Linked DNA regions of Homo sapiens: region 2 is linked to region 1. A link is an interaction called in ENCODE POLR2A ChIA-PET data of the cell type or tissue named here. Cell type or tissue: endothelial cell of umbilical vein. All regions are shown on one strand. Each heading gives the region's core, and the rest is flanking DNA. Links, peaks and the distances in the headings are about the cores only.

The links. Peaks named below come from ENCODE experiments on the same cell type or tissue, not always from the same donor. Only the 100,000 strongest peaks of a DNase experiment are listed, where the experiment ranks them.
Region 2: POLR2A ChIA-PET joins it to region 1 with 6 read pairs; 12 of 35 experiments call an interaction of 5 or more read pairs at or near these places.

Annotation. Positions count from the first base shown.
Region 1 is chr17:77,133,532-77,136,432 of GRCh38, reverse strand. The region is part of intron 2 of LOC105371901 (a long non-coding RNA gene); the gene reads left to right. It also overlaps a transcript of SEC14L1 not described here. Among named protein-coding and RNA genes, the nearest start is that of SEC14L1, 6.0 kb to the left of the region's middle. In endothelial cell of umbilical vein, for the core only: no CTCF peak of the experiment used is centred there; no DNase peak of the experiment used is centred there.
Region 2 is chr17:77,226,239-77,229,139 of GRCh38, reverse strand. No RefSeq gene overlaps it. Among named protein-coding and RNA genes, the nearest start is that of LACAT1, 26 kb to the left of the region's middle. In endothelial cell of umbilical vein, for the core only: no CTCF peak of the experiment used is centred there; a DNase peak (open chromatin) is centred at 1,389.

The DNA.
Region 1 (2,901 bases), core at 265-2,764:
ATTAAAATGTAGTGGTAATGTGTGTTTGAAAAATTTCAAAAGAAAGAAGGAGGAAGGAAAGAGAAAGAAAGAAAAAAGAAAGAGAAAGGAAGGAAGGGAGGGAAGGGGAGAGGGAGGGCAGGGCAGGGTGAGGATGAGAGAAAGAAAGGAAGAGAGAGAGAAAAAGAGAGAAAGAAAGAAAGGAAAGAGGAAGGAAGGAAAGAGAAAAGAAAGAAAAGAAAAAGAAAGAAAGCAAAAGAGAAAGAAAGAAAGAGAAGGGGCCAGGCGCAGTGGCTCACGCCTGTAATCTCAACACTTTGGGAGGCCGAGGCGGGCAGGTCACAAGGTCAGGAGATCGAAACCATCCTGGCTAACACATGAAACCCGTCTCTACTAAAAATACAAAAAAAAAAATTAGCCGGGCGTGGTGGCTGGTGCCTATAGTCCCAGCTACTCAGGAGGCTGAGGCAGGAGAATGGCATGAACCCGGGAGATGGAGCTTGCAGTGAGCCAAGATAGTGCCACTGCACTCCAGCCTGGGTGACAGAGCGAAACTCTGTTTCAAAAAAATAGAAAAGAAAGAGAAGGAAGGAAGGAAAGAAGGAAAGAGAGAGAGAGAGGCGCCAGATACATAGCTTATGCCTGCAATCTTTGGGAAGCCAAGTTGGAAGGATTGCTTGAGCCCAGGAGTTCCAGACCAGCCTGGACAACATAGCAAGACCCCTATCTCTACAAACAATTTTTAAAAAATTAGCCAGGCATGGTGGTACATGCCTGTAGTCCTTGTTACTCGGGAGGCTGAGGCAGGAGGATCACTTGAACCCAGGAGGTTGAGGGTGCAGTGAGCCCTGATTGTGCCACTGCACTCCAGCCTGAGAGATAGCCTGAGAGACAGAGCAACACTGTCTCGAAAGAAAGGAAGGAAGGAAGACAAAGAAAGAGAGAAAGAAAGAGAGAAAGACAAAGAGAGAAAGAAAGAATTACAGAATAAACTAAGTCTATACACAGTGTGATAAGTGCTAGAAATGAGAAATAGGGACAGTGCTATGGAGCCAGTCTCTGGGGAGTTGAGGAAAGCCTCACAGAACAGAAACAGTTGACTAGGCAGGAACTTATCCAAGGCTGAATGAAGTTACTGGTGGGAGTATGGTATCACTCAGATGCAAAGAAAACCAAGAGCAGAATTCTAAAGAACTCCAACTATTAAGAGTCAGGATGTGAACAAGAACCAGGGAAGGATGCTGATAAGCAGAGAGGTGGAAGGAGAACCAGGAGAGAGAAGTGATGCCCTGCTCCCCAACAGTGTCAAGTGGTATGGGGTCAATAGAGCCAAAAGATGGGTAACAGAACGAGAAATAAGATAGCTCCTGGGCTTCGGTAATAAGAGGGCCACTGGTGTCCTTGCTAGACATGAATTCACCAGGCTTCAGGGACAGAAGACAGGCAGCAGTGGGTTGAGGAGAGAATGGAAACCAGGACAATGAGTGTAAATACTCAAGCCAATGTGACAGGACACAATCTTTTTACAAAAAACAAAAACAGAACATAAGAATTGTTTGCAGCTGGACACGGTGGCTACCGCCTGTCATCCCAGCACTTTACAAGGCTGAAGTGGGAGGATTATTTGAGCTCAGGAGTTCAAGACCAACCTGGGAAACACAGTGAGACCCTGTCTCAACAACAACAAAAAAAGTATTTTATTTTATTTATTTAATTTATTTTTGAGACAGAGTTTTGCTCGGTCACCCAGGCTAGCGTGCAGTGGCACAATCTCGGCTTACTGCAACATCCGCCTCCTGGGTTCAAGCGATTCTCCTGCCCAGCTTCTCAAGTAGCTGGGATTACAGGCATGCGCCACCACACCTGCCTAATTTTTGTATTTTTTGTTTGTTTGTTTTAAGTAGAGATGGGGTTTCACCATGTTGGCCAGGGTGGTCTAGAACTCCTGACCTCAAGTGATCACCCACCTCCACCTCCCAAAGGGCTGGGATTACAGGCATGAGCCACCGCACCCGGCCTCAACAAAAAATTTAAAATTTAGCTGGTCATGGTGGCTCGCATCTATAGTTCCAGCTACTTGGGAGGCTGAGCCAGTAGGATCACTTGAACCCAGGAGGTTGAGGCTGCAGTGAGCCATGATTGCAGCACTGCACTACAGCCTCGGTGCCAGAGAGAGACCATGTCTCCAAAAAAAAAAAAAAAGTGTGTGTGTGTTGCATGTTGTGTTCAAGTGGCACTGTTCCTTTCTCTGTTCTCTGGGCTAATAGTCATCCACAGGCTGAACAGGGTGGAGTCAACACCGGGCAGGGTAAGTGACATCAGGTAACAAACAGTGAAGGCAGGTTGGTGGGACCGCAGCGCTGCAGCAGAGAAAGAGAAGGCTGCTGCCCTTGTCTTGCAGCACTCCTCCTGTTTTCCTCAGACAGGATCCCTTTAAAGTCGAATTACGAGAGTGGGCACTCTGAAACACCGTGACTGTGCCCCTCGCTTCCAGAGCTTTTTTTTTTTTTTTTTTGAGATGGAGTCTCACTCTGTTGCCCAGGCTGGAGTACAGTGGCATGATCTTAGTTCACTGCAACCTCCACCTCCTGGGTTCTAGTGATTCTCCTGCCTCAGCCTCCCGAGTAGCTGGGACTACAGGTGCTTGCCACCACGCCCAGCTAATTTTTGTATTTTTAGTAGAGACGGGGTTTCTCCATCTTGGCCAGGCTGGTCTCGAACTCCTGACCTCATGTGATCCACCCGCCTCGGCCTCCCAAAGTGCTGGGATTACAGGGGTGAGCCACCGTGCCCAGCACAGAGCATCTTTATTAGTGAGTTCTCCTCACCTGTCTGTTGTCGCCTCTCATTTGGTGAATGGAAGCCTTGATGGGTGCCGCGTAAAGGCTACACATACCAGGTGCCCTTGGGACCGAAGCACAG
Region 2 (2,901 bases), core at 239-2,738, 93 kb before region 1:
CCATGCTGTGGTAGGACCTGCCCTTCTCGCGGGGGAAGGGAGGCCCTTCTGACCTCCACCTTCCATGCACCAGCACCTTCTGTGTGTCCAGCACAGCTCGAGGGCCCGGTCACACAGAGGTAGGAAGGAGAAGGAGACAGACGTGGGACAAGTCAGTTCCATGAACATCACAGGGCCGGGCACGGTGGCTTGTGTCTGTGCCTTTTGGGAGGCCGAAGCGGGAGGATCGCTTGAGCCTAGGAATTTGAGACCAGCCTGGGCAACATGGTTAGACCCCATCACTACAAGAGATAAAAAATAAAATAAATCATCGCAGCGTTGCACAAAAGTCTGTGCAGGGGACAAGGGGGACAGGAAGGGAGGCTGGCCAAGCCCCCACAAATGTCTTCAGGGAAGAGCTTCCTGAGTTCTCCTTCTCCAGGGGCGGGAGCGTCCCAGGCAGACGAAACAGCGGAAGCACAGCACTGGAGGCCTGGCCTGGGCGGGAAGGGGAGGAGAGCGGCATGGCCACTCAGGGACCTGCATGGAGGTCCCACTGCCATGTGACACTCAGCAAGCTCAGATCCTTTTACAAATAATCAGCCACTTCTAGGAGAGAGATTAGTCCAGATTCCCCGGGAGCTTTTGACTTTCAGAGTCAACAAAGGATAAATTAATGCATCACTCTCTGCTCCTTCTGAGAACACGTGTCTAACCAGACCAGCTGCACCTTTGAGGCTGGGATCAGAGGGAGCAGCTGAGGGCCCAGAGTGAGCCCGAATGAGTGACTCTGGGAGCCGGGCGAGACGGGGCAGCAGGGAGGGCGCCCGCCACCCATTGTGACCCTCTGGCCTTCCCGTCCAGCCTCTTCCCACACTGTGTGCCCCCCGAGCCCTCCTTGCTCTGGGGATGGCAGAGAGGCTGAAGCCAGGAGGCTCTCAGGTATGTCATGAGTCAACCCAGACAGAAACAGAAAACGAAGGAGACAGGAGCAGGTGGGAGGGAGGGAAGAACTGGAGGGCCATGGGGAGGCTCAGGACAGGGGTGGCCCTAGCCCATCACTGGGCACTTCACTGAGACACCACACGAGGGCTTCGCCAGCTGCCCCTGTCCCCCCAGGGCAGAGAATGTGGGCAGCCCAGGCAAAGCTGTCCTGATGCCTACACCCTCAGCGCCCAGCCCTTCCAGCCATGCCACAGGAGGCTCATCCAACGGTGCGGAGAGAAGCGGGGAACAGGCCACAACTCACTGAAGGTCTCCAGAGCCTTCTCCCCACCAGCCGCAGAGCCTTCTGGAAGCATTCGGTTCATGTGCTCCTCTGATGCTGCCAGAGCTAGGGGCTGGCACCTCCTGCAGGGAACAATCAGACAGCATGCGGCTGGAGGGGCGGATGCCAGGCCTACGAAAGCAGCAGCCCTCCAGGAAGCGGAGCCCCGTGACCAGCCTGTCCCACGCCCCAATAGTCGGCTAACTGCTCCTCCTCTCCTACAGAGCCTCCCCGGCACAGCTCACAATGGCAATCAGGGCACAGATTCTTCCAGGAACTCCACAGGTACCAGACACTGCCCCATCGGGGACGCAGAGGGTGAGCACAGCCCCCAGCACAGCCTCACACCGATGCCCGTGGCAGGGGGTGAGAGGAGGCGGCGCCCTCCCTTCAAGGAAGAGCTTGTTCAATCTTCCCCCAGATTCTAGGTTCTGGGAGAGCAGAGGGCAGGGCTGGCTGGGGCAGGACTCAGGGATTACCTGTCGTCCAGCTTGGCCACTGACCGTGACACTGGGCAGGTCCCCTTCTTTCCCACCCCACAGGGCAGGGCTCGGGGGCTCTGAGGAAGGGAGGAGGGCCACCTTCTCCACTGGGCCCATGATCCTTTAGGTGTCCACAAAAATGTTTTAATTTTATTTTCCTTTTTTTTTTTTTTTTTTTTTTGGAGACAGAGCCTCACTCTGTCACCCAGGCTGGTGTGCAGTGGCACGATCTCGGCTCACTGCAACCTCTGCCTCCCAGGTTCAATTGATTCTTGTGCCTCAGCCTCCCAAGTAGCTGGTATTATAGGCGCCCACCACCACACCCAGCTAATCTTTGTGTTTTTAGTAGAGATGGGGTTTCACCATGTTAGTCAGGCTGGTCTCGAACCCCTGGGCTCAAGCGATCTGCCTGCCTCAGCCTCCTACAGTGCTGGGATTACAGGAGTGAGCCACTGCAACCGGTTGGGATAAGCCTATTGATGGGAAGAAAAACCCCAAACACACACATACACACACACATACGAACCAAGGAGAGATGATTCCAGATTAACCCATTTTTTGTAGAAGTCAAAGGTTTTGCAGTTCCAGGATTTTGGAGCACATCTCCTATAGAAACAGAACAACAGGGTGTATGTACATGTGTGTAGAGAGACAGAGAATCACACACACAGAGATGACAAGGATTCGGCTCATGTGATTGCAGAGGTTAAGTCCCAAGATCTGCTGCAGTCGGCAAGCTGGAGGCCCAGGAGAGCGGACCACAGGGTTCCAGTCTGAGGCTTGAGGCCCAAGAAGAGCCAGCATTCAAGTTCCAAGGCAGGAAAAAGCCAGTGTCCCAGTCTGAAGGCAGGCAGTCCGGAGAATTCTCTTCCTCGGGGGAGGGTGAGGCTTTTTGTTCTATGCAGGCCTTCAACTGACTGGATGAGGCCCCCCCACACTAGGGAGCACAGTCTACTCCTCTCAGTCCACTGATTTAAATGTTAAACTCACCCACAGACACCCAGAATAATGTCTGACCACACATCTGGGAACCCCGTGGCCCAGTCAAGCTGACACATAAAAGTACCCAGGTAAGGCTGGGCGCAGTGGCTCAAGCCTGTAATCCCAGCACTTTGGGAGGCCGAGATGGGTGGATCACCTGAGGTCAGGAGTTTGAGACCAGCCTGGCCAACA